Regions from separate parts of the Homo sapiens genome. Here regions 1 and 2 are each linked to region 3. The links are chromatin contacts, found by Hi-C or POLR2A ChIA-PET in ENCODE. All regions are on one chromosome and are shown on one strand. The core of a region is the stretch at or near the end of the contact, and the rest is flanking DNA. Distances in the headings are between cores, read along the strand shown.

What was found. A loop is a pair of places that touch in the nucleus more often than their neighbours do. ChIA-PET counts read pairs that join two places held with the same protein, here RNA polymerase II (POLR2A). Pooled maps may share reads with other maps.
Region 1: a map of endothelial cell of umbilical vein shows a loop between it and region 3 (6-fold over the local background). The contact joins two enhancer-like sites. A Hi-C loop is called at or near these places in 3 of 168 maps with a recorded cell type or tissue (A673, endothelial cell of umbilical vein and heart right ventricle) and 3 of 50 pooled maps.
Region 2: a loop to region 3 is called in a map of PC-3, with 6 times the contacts of the local background. The contact joins the promoter of STIM2-AS1 here to the enhancer-like site in region 3. A Hi-C loop is called at or near these places in 3 of 168 maps with a recorded cell type or tissue (A673, PC-3 and endothelial cell of umbilical vein) and 2 of 50 pooled maps. POLR2A ChIA-PET finds 5 or more read pairs at or near these places in 5 of 52 experiments (CD4-positive, alpha-beta T cell, HCT116, HEK293 and 2 more).

Annotation. Positions count from the first base shown.
Region 1 is chr4:27,001,827-27,005,842 of GRCh38, reverse strand. It overlaps STIM2 (stromal interaction molecule 2), which reads right to left. Exons shown (of 12, transcript NM_020860.4): 6 at 3,449-3,626; 7 at 2,739-2,916. Among named protein-coding and RNA genes, the nearest start is that of STIM2, 140 kb to the right of the region's middle. Within about 2 kb of position 2,047, at least 3 of the 41 ENCODE cell types and tissues checked have a DNase peak (open chromatin) inside an H3K27ac peak, as active enhancers do.
Region 2 is chr4:26,859,066-26,862,904 of GRCh38, reverse strand. STIM2-AS1 (STIM2 antisense RNA 1) reads left to right here and starts at 2,306. Exons shown (of 2, transcript NR_134674.1): 1 at 2,306-2,395; 2 at 2,877-3,281. It overlaps STIM2 (stromal interaction molecule 2), which reads right to left and starts at 2,064. Exons shown (of 12, transcript NM_020860.4): 1 at 1,536-2,064. The coding sequence starts at 1,686. RefSeq lists silencers at 1,368-1,937, 1,948-2,317 and an enhancer at 2,408-2,507.
Region 3 is chr4:26,567,030-26,570,890 of GRCh38, reverse strand. No RefSeq gene overlaps it. Among named protein-coding and RNA genes, the nearest start is that of TBC1D19, 15 kb to the left of the region's middle. RefSeq lists an enhancer at 1,551-2,750. Within about 2 kb of position 2,315, at least 5 of the 41 ENCODE cell types and tissues checked have a DNase peak (open chromatin) inside an H3K27ac peak, as active enhancers do; they include A673, HCT116, PC-3 and 1 more, where a contact is called at or near this core.

The sequences.
Region 1 (4,016 bases), core at 798-3,297, 440 kb before region 3:
AAATGTATTTCCCCTAAAAGAGCTCAAAGGAAACACATTTAACATAAAAACTACTTACATATTTTTAGCATAAATTGAAGCTGAACAATGTTCAGATTGATTGCCAAATAATGACTCAAACCTGTGGAAAGTCTGACCTTCCAATAGTGGCAACTATTTAACTGTTTTCTCTGCTATTACTCATGAATGTTTCATTTGATCTAAATCCCAACCCTTAGTTTAAATCACATTGTTGTTTACAGGGGAATGAACACAGAAAAAATTGAGTAATAAACAGCTTTTGCAAACAATAAATAACTGTTTAAAATGTAATAATTATTTACATGATTTTTGTATCTTTGGAATAAAACAACAGTAAGTAAAAACATGATGTCACAAAAACAGCCTAAACATCTGAAAACTTCTTTTCTAGACCCAACTGTATTATTTTTCATCTCTGTAACCTTCAGTAAGTTCCTAAGGCTTATTGTCTCACGTATAATAGGGGTATTATCACTTGCCCTGATTAAAGGCTTCCTGAGACTTTTTCTAAGAAATTAATTTGTGAAAACTACTTAAATCACACAAAACATAAAGCAGTACTATTAGTCACCCAAAGTCTCTGTTCTAGGAAAAATAACACTATATAAAAAACATACCAGATTTTCCTGACTTCTAAATTTATGTTGATTATTCTCCAGACAAAATACAGTAATTCCTTGAACTACGTGGAATTGTGGGTTATGTCATATTATACATCATTTCTCAGTTAAACTTATTTCTACAAGCAAAGCTTTTAATAGCAGTATAAGAAGACACAGACTTTGGAATATGACACGCAAAACCTTGCCTTTACCAGTTAATAGCTGTGTAACCCAAGGCAAGTAAGTTATCTAGCCTCTCTACACAGCTCATTTGTAAATGAAGATAATACCTATGTGTTGTGAGGATTAAAATTTATGAGCAAACCACTGGCAATGTGTGTAGCATACACTTCTGGCACACAGTAAGCCCTCAGAAAATTGTGTTTCTTATTAATACGATCATGCCAGACAGTGTTCTTTTTAAAATACCAATTTCCTTCCTTTAAACCGCCTTTTATTGACCAAGGATCTAATGAGATTATTCATACCAATAATACCAATACATCACATTTTGGTAACTTCGGGGTCTACTGAGGTGTGCATGGTCTCTCTCCCAAAGCTTCAAGTTAGAATGTCCACAATTCTTGGGCCCTTTTTTTATATTGTCTCTTCTCCCTCACTGTGAGGCAGGCACCTGTGAAGTACTACCATCAGTTTATATCTCTGTAGAAGAATTCCAAACTACTGTTTTCTGATTCGCTCTTTTTTATATACAAAGTTTAGAAAGACAGAAATATACCAGAACAAACCGAGAGTTGGATGTCTTGGTGGAAAAAGGCAGGGAGTTCTTACAGGAGTGCAAAGGGCATAGTACCCACTTCTCGGATACCGTATGATTTCGACTAGGCCTTTTTTGTCAACTCCCTGATTCTTTGCTACATTCTGTGCTGATATGGTTTGTTAGTTGAATGAGGCATGACTGTAAAATACATCTAAGAGTCCTTAGAGGGAAGAGCTCCAAAAAACAGACATCTGGGGGTGTGAGAGAAGGAGTGGTTAACAGTTATAAAAAAGATGGCTGTGTTCAGTCAGACATATTCTCATAAAATGACAATCTTGAAGGAAACAGTAATGTATTCTCATGAGTTGACCTTATGTCATTCATCACTTAATTTGCATTTCTTATTTAGCACTCTATTAAGAAGGCAGCAACAGCGCATAAAACAAAGTGGAGGCAGAACACCTAAGTTCTTGCCCCTGCTTTATAACTGAGTCACCTCTAATTTTGAGCAAGTTTTATAATCCTCATTTTGTTCTTCAGTTTCATTATCAGTAAAGAAAGCATCAAAGTCAGAAGGAGGAGATGAGACCACAGAAGTAGAGGCTGGAATGATGGGCTTTCAAGACAGACGAAGGGGCATGAGCTGAGAAATGTGGGTGGCCTTTACCAGTGGAGAAGGCAAGGAAACACGTCCTCCCCTACAGCCTGCAGAGGGAACACAGTCCTGCAGGCTCGCCTCAACTCACTCTGACCTCCAGAACTTTACGATGATAAATTTCTGTTTATTTAAACCACTAAGTTTGTGGCTTTTTTTTTTCTTTTTACAGCAGGAACAGGAAACTAATGCATCTGTCTATAATTAAATTCTGCCAGCACCTCACCTTCTCCAAAGGACTCCGTGCAATGCCTAAATGCCTATATTCTATCTTAAGTAACTGAACAGGAGAAGCAGGTATTGGAAAGGAGCTTCAGAACTTTTAGCAGATTATGTTCTAAAACTATTTAACAGGATTCAAATGGATGTTTAATAGAGATCCTTTACCTTTGCAGAGAAGTTCAAAATTAGATATACTTTATATCTTACTACATTATAGTCAGAAACTTAAACATATTACAGATGTTAAACAAACACCTTAAATTTACTCAAGACAGTGAAGATGGCAAGGTAAGATTTCATGAATGAGTGAACATGATGGTAACTATCTTTCAGTTACTACTGTGTTATTTTGCTATATGAACTTTGATCAATGCTAACAACATAAACAAATGAGTCTTTTATCAACTGAGGAACTACAGTGGAACTAAATGTAGGAAACTGAAGAAAAACAGGACCTGGCTCCTCAGAGTGGCAATGTTAACATCTTTACAAGTGATTTTTTTTTTAATGTAAATACCTGTTCCAATTCCTGTTCTGCATACTGACGTCTACTCAATTCACATTCAGCTCCCTCCCTTAGCTCTCTCAGCCGACAAGCCTCCTCCTTTGCATAATTGATTTCATCCATCATTTTGCGCTCTAAATTTTGCTTTTCTACAGCAACATTTCTGTTTTCTTCCTGTGCCTTTTCAAGCCTTATAGAACAATAAAAATAAAAATTCCTCACAAAAATTTCCAGTTTTATTTTTTTTTACAAAATAATGAATACTGGGTCAAGCGATTAAATACATATTTCAATCAGAAATCATAGCATTTTTCATTAGCCTTAAGTTTGGTTAATACAAATATCAGGCAACTTACTATACAGCTATTTTGGTTATCCTGGGTTCAAATGACAGGGAAAGCAGGGAAATACTCTTCCGCAAAAAGCTTTTCAAAAATTCCTAATTATTTAAATCAAGTTAAAAATAAAATTTAACTACACATCTAATTCCACTATATTTGACTTACCTCCACTGTTCTTCTACTCATTTATTCTCAAGTATACACATTTATAATAAATCTGTAATTATAAAAGTATACTTTTCTAAAAATGTGAAATCAAATATGCATCTATTCCTGATGTGTATAATAACCTAAATGTAAGTATTTAAGCACATGCCCATATCACTTTTTTTACAAATTGTATTTGCCTACATAAATGAGTTATGATTTTTCTGAACTTACCTCTCCTGTAAGTCCATTAGACTTTGCTCTGCAGTTTGTAAGCTCTCTAAATCTTTCATCATTTTTGCAACATGTTCTTTTGATGTCTTATTCTGCGTATAAGCAAACCAGCAGCCTCCAACACCAATTACTATAGAAACTGTGAGGATAAAATCTTTCATCCAGTTATGAGGTGGGCCTATTAAAAGAATTACAGATGATTAAATTAATCTTTGAGTATGACAGGACCTCAATACAAAAAGACATTTTTTAAGTAGTATCTAAAACAAAACCAAAAATTGGAGATCTCTTTCCCATGCACAAGCTCTAGCCTTTTAAAATTCTTTCTTCAAATAATGACTGTGCTTCTTGTAACTCTTTGATATACTAGACTTATAGAAGGGCAGAGGTAAACCCATATAGACACACCACGCCCCTGCTGGTGGGAGAAGGAGTGGTCAAAGTCATGGGGACCCTTGAAAAAGCAACAGCACCTCCAATCATATGCTGCCAGAATGGTCCTCTGTGGGGTGAAGGGAGTCATCAAAAGTATCACCACCATCATCCCAACTCCCTTCCTTCAGTCAAG
Region 2 (3,839 bases), core at 1,057-3,556, 290 kb before region 3:
TCCTGCATGAGGCATTAAATCTTCAAATTATAGTCTTATTTATCAACTTTCCTAATAATCACTATTCTTCACTATACTGTTACTTGCCACATTTTTATTTGGAGAATAAATACTATTCAAGCATAAAGCTGTCTGACCTATCTTCTCACTCAAACTGTACTATGCTCCTAATACTGATTATTCTATAATCACTTTATCCCAGTTACCCAATTGGTAGGTTTGATGTATCAAGTTCCATTTAATAGGGCTTGATATGCTTCAGGGTAAAGTTAAACATGCTGACCATTATGTTCTATACTCTACATCCTCCAAAGCTTTTAAAGTTTACCAACATCCTTCTTCTCTCTAGAATAGTAAATATCCTATCATAGAAATCAGAGAAACTGCTTGGCTTTAAAGAATACAGTTCCTGAGCACTTGTCAGAGAAGCTGTTAGTAACTTCCAGACGCCCGCAGGACTATCATTTTGGTTAAATTAATCACGGGTCATCTTCTGCCACTTTAAACTTTTTAGTCTTACAATTATTGTAGGAAATCTACAGATCTACTTTAAAAATAAGTGAAATACTAAAAAAAAAAAAAAAAACCATTATTTTAGCTCCATTACTTTTCCCAAAGAAATCATTTCAGGGTCCTTATATAATAACTTTTACTTAAACCACAACTGATCAGTTGTACATAACACCGGAAGGCTTTAAAAAGGATACAATTCTGCACTTAACCTTACAAAACACGTTTCCAAGTTTTCAATTATGAGATCGTTCTATATATTAAAAAAAAGGTGCTAGTGCAGTCTATCAGAACTGTGCTGCCAGCTGCAAGCCCCGAGTATGCTGCACTTTGCAAATTTTAGGTATAATTTCTGGTTACCTGCTGAGGTTTCTACACCCTTTGTCACCCAGTGATGCTCCCACCACCAAACACTTTCCATCACCACTTAAAACGGCCTCCTTCCACCCCGCAAAAAATGCACTGTAAACTTAGGCATTTCTGCATACTAACACGGAACCACTAATATCACTAGGTATTATGGCTCTCAAAGAATCCCCTTTAGCAGGCTCCCCTGGGACGCTGTGCTCAAGCGGAGCTTTGAACCGGTGAGACTCGCTGCCAGCTGCCTTTGCAAAAGCAGCACCAGAGGTAGACTCAATACCGCAATGCTGCTGCTGACTTTTTCTAGCAGCCTCAAAAAAAAAAAAAAAAAAAAAATCAGCCCAGTCCCCTGCAGACCCTGCTGGCACTTCTGCAGCACGAAAGAGAAACCACCGCATTGCTCAGCTTGGAAGATCGGAGAGCCCGACTGAAGGGAGGGGAATCAGTGCCGTCGAGAGGCTCGGCGAGGGCGGGGTGTCGGGGTGAAAAGGAAAGACGTCCGGAGTGCAGGGGACCGCGACGAAGCAGCAGGCAGGGCTCCGCATCGCGCCCTGGCCGGAGCCGCGGAATAGCGGACGTCCGGCGGAGATGCTGACCTCTGCACGGGTTGGGGGTCCCATCGCTGCCGGCCGAGCCCCGCCCGCCGCCCCCCGGCCCCTCACCTGTCATGAGCGCCGGGCTATCGCCGGCCGCCGCGGCGGGAGAGGAGGCGGCAGTTGCGGCAGAGCCAGTCGCCCGCCGCCCGCGGAGGTGCCGGGGCACAAGCTCGCATCCGTCCGCCGCTCCGGCTACCAGCAGCCCGAGCACCAGCAACGCAGCCCAGCGCCGCCGCCGCAGCAGCCAGCCCCACGCTGGGCCAGGAGTCGAGGCGGGATGAAGGCGCCGAGGAGAAGCCGGGTGAAAGCGCAGCGGCGCCCCGGCCGCCTGCAGCTCGCCGGCTCCGCGAGGCGCCACCACCGCCGCCGGCGACTCCTCCGGCCGCCCCCGCCGCCTCAGACACGGGCTCCCGCCGGGCGCCAGCCTGGTCCCATCGGCACCGGCGGCCTCCGGAGCTCTGATCCCGGCTGCGTTCATTGGTTCCGGTTATTTAAAAAAAAAAAAAAAAAAGGTGGGGGGTAGAAAGGTACGGCGTCTTCAGGCGGTGCACGACACCCGCGCTGCTGCTGCGGCGAGACCGGGATCCGCTGCTCTGGCGCCGCCAAACACCAACCCCAGCTCCCGCGCCGCCGCCGCCGCGGCGCATCCCCCCGCCCCCTCCGGCCCGCGCTGGTCGTAGTACCACGCTCCGCCGGGACGCCTCCCTCCCCTCGCACATTCGCTCGCATACCAATCCCCCGCCTCCCTCAGGCTCTCCACGGCGCAGGCGCGGCGCTGCTGTACTGCGCGTGCGCGGCATCCCAGCCCCGCCCCGGAGGCGTTCCTAGACGGACGGTAGTACCGTGGGGCGGCTGATAACGCTTTAGCGAGCCGCGAAGATAGGAGGCGGGGAAGAAGGGGGACGTGTACCTCTCCCTCATTCACGGTACCACCGCGAGGGGGAGTGGGGGGCTACAAGGGGACGGAGAGAAGAGTCCAGACGTCCCACATCCTGAGGGCGAGTTTCAGCCTCGTAGAGGGCAGCGAAAGTAATTGCATGGATCAGGAAAATCTTGCAATCGGAAAACAGCAGCGTCCCCGTAATTTCAATATAGGTGGGGCTTACAAGTGGCTGGCTGTTTAGACGCGGTTAGCATAGCTTAGCGTTTTATTTACTTGCCAAACATTTCACAAAGCGCGTGCTATGTGTGAGTGTACCAGGCATTGCTCTAACCGTTTTACACATTTACATGCTATAACTCCAAAATTATCGTTACCCCCTTTTACGAATGAAGAGACTAAGACCTAGAAATGTGAAGTAAGTTGTCCCCAATATCCCACAGCTAATTCATGGGAAATGAGCGAGATTTAGCAGCCACTGAAAAGGCCTATTTAAGAGAATTTACTTTAGCCTCTGACTCTCCTAGGTACATTTACCTGAACTCATCACCTTCCCACCCCCATCCCATCGACTCTGTGCTGTATCCTGAACCGGCTGACAGAACAATGATGTAGACTTGACTTGTTTTCGCCAACCTGGAATGAAGCAAAGCTCTTGTGCACCCAAGATCTGCTCTCTGTTGTAAATCCTGTTCAGACCTGGTCTAATTGGTTTGAATAAATAAAGAACCGGAATCTTTCTCATCCAAACTAGTTGCCAGCATATTTTTAAGGCCACCTCCCTTCAAATTTAAAAGGAAGTGTTGAATGTACTGTCACTATAAATTAAAAGCCCTGGAAATTCACACGCAAGGAGGCATTCTTTCTCCCAGGGGCACAAAATTGTTTAAAATTTGCAGATAGGGTTATTAAACACGAAGATCCTTTTGCTATTGGGTTTTGTTGGTTTCATTCTGCTTATTGGTTTGTTTGCTTGCTTTCTCAAGCCAAGAAGATACTCAAATTACATTCTCCTAAAGTATTTCTTAGGTAGCCTGGCCAAGATAACCACAAATATCGTTTATTGTGGAAGGGCAGATGCACACTTTAGAAAAGAATCAAGGATGTCTTTGAGGCTAAGTCAATCTATCAACAGTTATTTCTCAGCAGACTTCTTGTGGGCATAGTGTTCAGGTGGCAATTCTTTATAGGGCAACCGGGAGATTATATTTCCCCTGCTGAAAGGCACAGCGATGAAGTCACACCAGAGTGCTGAGTGCCCACCAGAGAAGATAATTCTGCTAGGGGACCAGAACAATATAAATAACAAGCTTGTTCCTGCTCTCCAGGAGGCATTTCATTTATTAAATGTTTACTGAGTACCTAGTATGTGCCAGGCAGAGTACTGAGTGGTGAGGGTTAGGCAAGAGAGACACTTGAAAAAGGCAATTAAGTCAGCAGTCAGGGCTATGAGATAAACAGCACAGTCCCATGACTAAGGCATCTTACAA
Region 3 (3,861 bases), core at 1,066-3,565:
GTCTAAGGTATTTTTGTTATAGCAGTTTTCACTGAGTAAGCCAACAGCTGAGGAAACTAAGTGACTTACCATGGATCACATGGAAGAAAATGGGAGAACTTGGATTTGAATCAGGGCCATCTATTTCCAATGACTCATTTCTTGTGCCAGAAATTCTTATCCTCTGTCCTTCTGACTTGTCCAGGATTCTAACTCTTAAAGATCATTGCAGGAAGCATCCCAATCCTGCAGTTAAAACCTTTGTACCAATAGCTGACTTTTTTTCCCTCTACTTTATTTCTACTTTTTAATCTTTTTGCTGTCCTTTGAATATTTACCTGTAAAATCATTTGGTGCTAATTTTATTTTTTACATCCTTTCATGCACTGGCTCTGCTTATTTTATTCAGTCTTCTTTTTTCCAATGTCTCTGTTTGTCTTATACTTAATAGGACTTTCTTTCCATGTAACCCTTGATGGCAACTTTGAACTTAGTGTTCTAGAGGAAAGAGATCTAATTAAGGCTATGTGCTTTAGACACTCAAATATTCACTTAACACATATTTTTTTGGATTAAATATGGATTAAATATGGATTAACACATATTTTTCACGTGCCATGCTCTGTCCTAGACACTGGGGATTCAGCAGCAAACAGGATGGCCAAAGAACCTGATCTTATTATGCTTATACCCCGTGGAGGAAATGGACTGTAAACACATAACTGAATTTTTTTTAAGGTGACCAGTTTAGATAACCATGGTTGTTTTGAAGAAAATGAAACCTGATGATGGAGTAAAGTCTGATATGTGGGTTGAGTGGTCAGGGGTTGTCTCTGAGGTGATGACATTCAACAAGGCTGGGCCAAGCTACATTAAATTATTTTCATCATCCAAATAGTACGTACATAAAGGTAGTTACTGCTTGTGTGAACAAATAAAAAACAAAGAAAACAAAGCCCCAGGTTCTAGTGATGAAAGGTTAAGTAGCTATGAGCAGACCGATGAATAAATGTGGACAAAACCAGACCTTTCTCATTTGGTACAATCTCCTGCTTTAGTAGGTTTTTTTCTCCTGTTTTCAGGGCACCGGGGATTTCTTTGCAAATCTCCCAGACAGATGAGTGTGAATCCTTAAAACTAAAAGTGATGGGTGGGCTGGGCGTGGTGGCTCACGCCTGTACTCCCAGCACTTTGGGAGGCCGAGGAGGGCGGATCAGAAGATCAGGAGGTCGAGACCATCCTGGCTAACACGGTGAAACCCTGTCTCTACTAAAAATACAAAAAATTAGCCGGGCGTGGTGGCAGGCCCCTGTAGTCCCAGCTACTCAGGAGGCTGAGGCAGGAGAATGGCGTGAACCCAGGAGGCGGAGCTTGCAGTGAGCAGAGATCACGCCACTGCACTCCAGCCTGGGAGACAGAGCGAGACTCCGTCTCAAAAAAAATAAATAAATAAAAGTGATGTGTGAATATTCCCTCCTAATAGTAATCAGTAGAGCTCAAGGCTTAGTGTTCTAGAGACCCTGCCATTATACTGAAATTTTAAAATTGTTATCGTAATGAGCATTTACATATATAATACATCTCATTATGCTGACAGTATGCTAGCTTCTGATTAAAAGTTGCAGCTAGATTGCTTCAGCCCTTTCTTTTACATGATATTTTCCCTTCAACTAATTTTTGATTATATGAGTTGTGCTATTTCATATCTAACTAAGCTATGTTCATTTATTAAGCCAGTAATCATCAAAATCTGTGGCTTAAATTTTCAATTGTAGTCTGTGTAGAAATAAATTGTTATTTGATGATAATACAGATTTTACTGGGTTCATGACTAGAAATCTAGATTATAAAAAATTCAGGCAGTCATATGATATTTACAAATAGCTATATGTTTGCCATTATGTGGCTAAAATACCCAGACAATTGACTGTTTGGTTTGGTTTTTTGGTTTTGGTTTTGTTTTTATTCAATTTTCCTCCAGATGATTCAGAGTAGATGCATCCAAGGAAATCTTTGAATTTTAAGTGCTCAATTTTCATGGCATATTACAAACTTCTACAATCAGCATGAGTCATCAGCTTTTCTCAGAAAGAATGGTTACTCTAAAGACTAGGATCTTGGTTTCTCAGTCAGTATTATTAGGAATTCTTTGATCTTAATCTTGCGTGTAACCTTTGCTCCTTAAAATGAGCTTCTGAATTTTAAACACAAAATGAAAATACTGAGGAAAACATTAAACAAATAGATGATTAAGACTTTAATGGCTTTATCATTCAGCTAAGTGTTTTCCTTCCTCATGAGGCCAAGCAAAACAAAAAACAGCTGAAAGGAAAAATCAAACACATCATCTAAGATTGTTTCCTGTGATCTCATGAAGATTGGGAAAGAACTGCTAAGTCTCCTGTTCTCTTCCGGAATGAATTTATTCTGACGAAATCATGCTAGTCAATATTCCCTAGGTTTGAAGTATATGGAATAAATGTCTTTCCGGAGCCACCAAAGGCTTCTGAGCTGATAGAATGGTGTCTTGTGATATGGCAGACAGAGACCTGGACTTGGATTAAGGGAATCAGGCTCTCATGTCAGCTCTGCTGCAAATTAGGGGTATAACCCTTTGGGTCTGTGTCTCATTTGAAAATATGATGTGGCTAGACAAGATGATCTTTCAAGATCTTCCATCAAAAATCTATGACGGGCTGGGCGCAGTGGCTCATGCCTGTAATCCCAGCACTTTGAGAGGATCACTGGAGCCCAGGAATTTGACACCAGCTTGGGCACAATGGCAAAACTACATCTCTACAAAAAATACAAAAAAAAAAAAAAATTAGCTGAGTGTGGTAGCACAGCTGTACCCCCAGCTACTCAGGAGGCTGAGGTGAGAGGATCACTTGAGCCCAGGAGGTCAAGGGCTGCAGTGAGCCATGATTCTGCCACTGTACTCCAGCTTGGGTGACAGAGCAAGACTCTATCTCAATAAAATAAACTCTATGATGCTGTAAAGCTAACAAGAAGTCCAGCAGCTCAACAATACCATATTGTAAGAAAGGAGATATTTGCTAATGTGATGGAAGAATCCATTATTAAAAAGCATCAGTTGACTTTTCTAGTATTCTTCTATCTATTAAGTGTCATAAATATGAGATAATTACAATATAAAAGATTAATGTGGGGCTGGGCACAGTGGTTCATGCCTGGAATCCCAGAACTTTGGGAGGCCGAGTCGGGTGGATCAGGAGGTCAAGAGTTTGAGACCAACCTGGCCAACATGGTGAAACCCTGTCTCTAAGAATACAAAAATTGGCTGTGCATGGCGGCACATGCCTGTAATCCCAGCTACTCAGGAGGCTGAGGCAGGAGAATTGCTTGAATCTGGGAGGCAGAGGTTGCAGTGAGCCGAGATCACACTTGTGCACTCTAGCCTGGGCGACAGAGCAAGACTCTGTCTCGGGAAGAAAAAAAAAAAAATTAATGCAAGTAATAATGAAATACCGATTAACCTAGGGACAGAAGGTAATGATTATACAGATGAAAATAACAAATTGATAGGCATTGGAGTAGTAACATCTCCTACTGCTCAGACGTAGTTCTGTTACCTTTATGGAGCAACAACAAAAAAACTACACTATGCTCTGCCTGTAGGTCTAAATAACAACATATCTCAAGAGACTTTCTTGGTCAGCTAAACATTTAGTCCTCCGATTTTCAGTTTCCTTATTAAAGCATTTGGATCTTGCGGATCTGACTAATCAGAATGATTTAGAATTTCTTGTTCTCGATTTCTTATCTATAAAATAAGGGGTTTCACCACAATAACGGTAAGATTCCCAAAATCTCTAAAATTCTGAGATTTTATATTTTTGAATGGTTTGAAAATCTGGACTC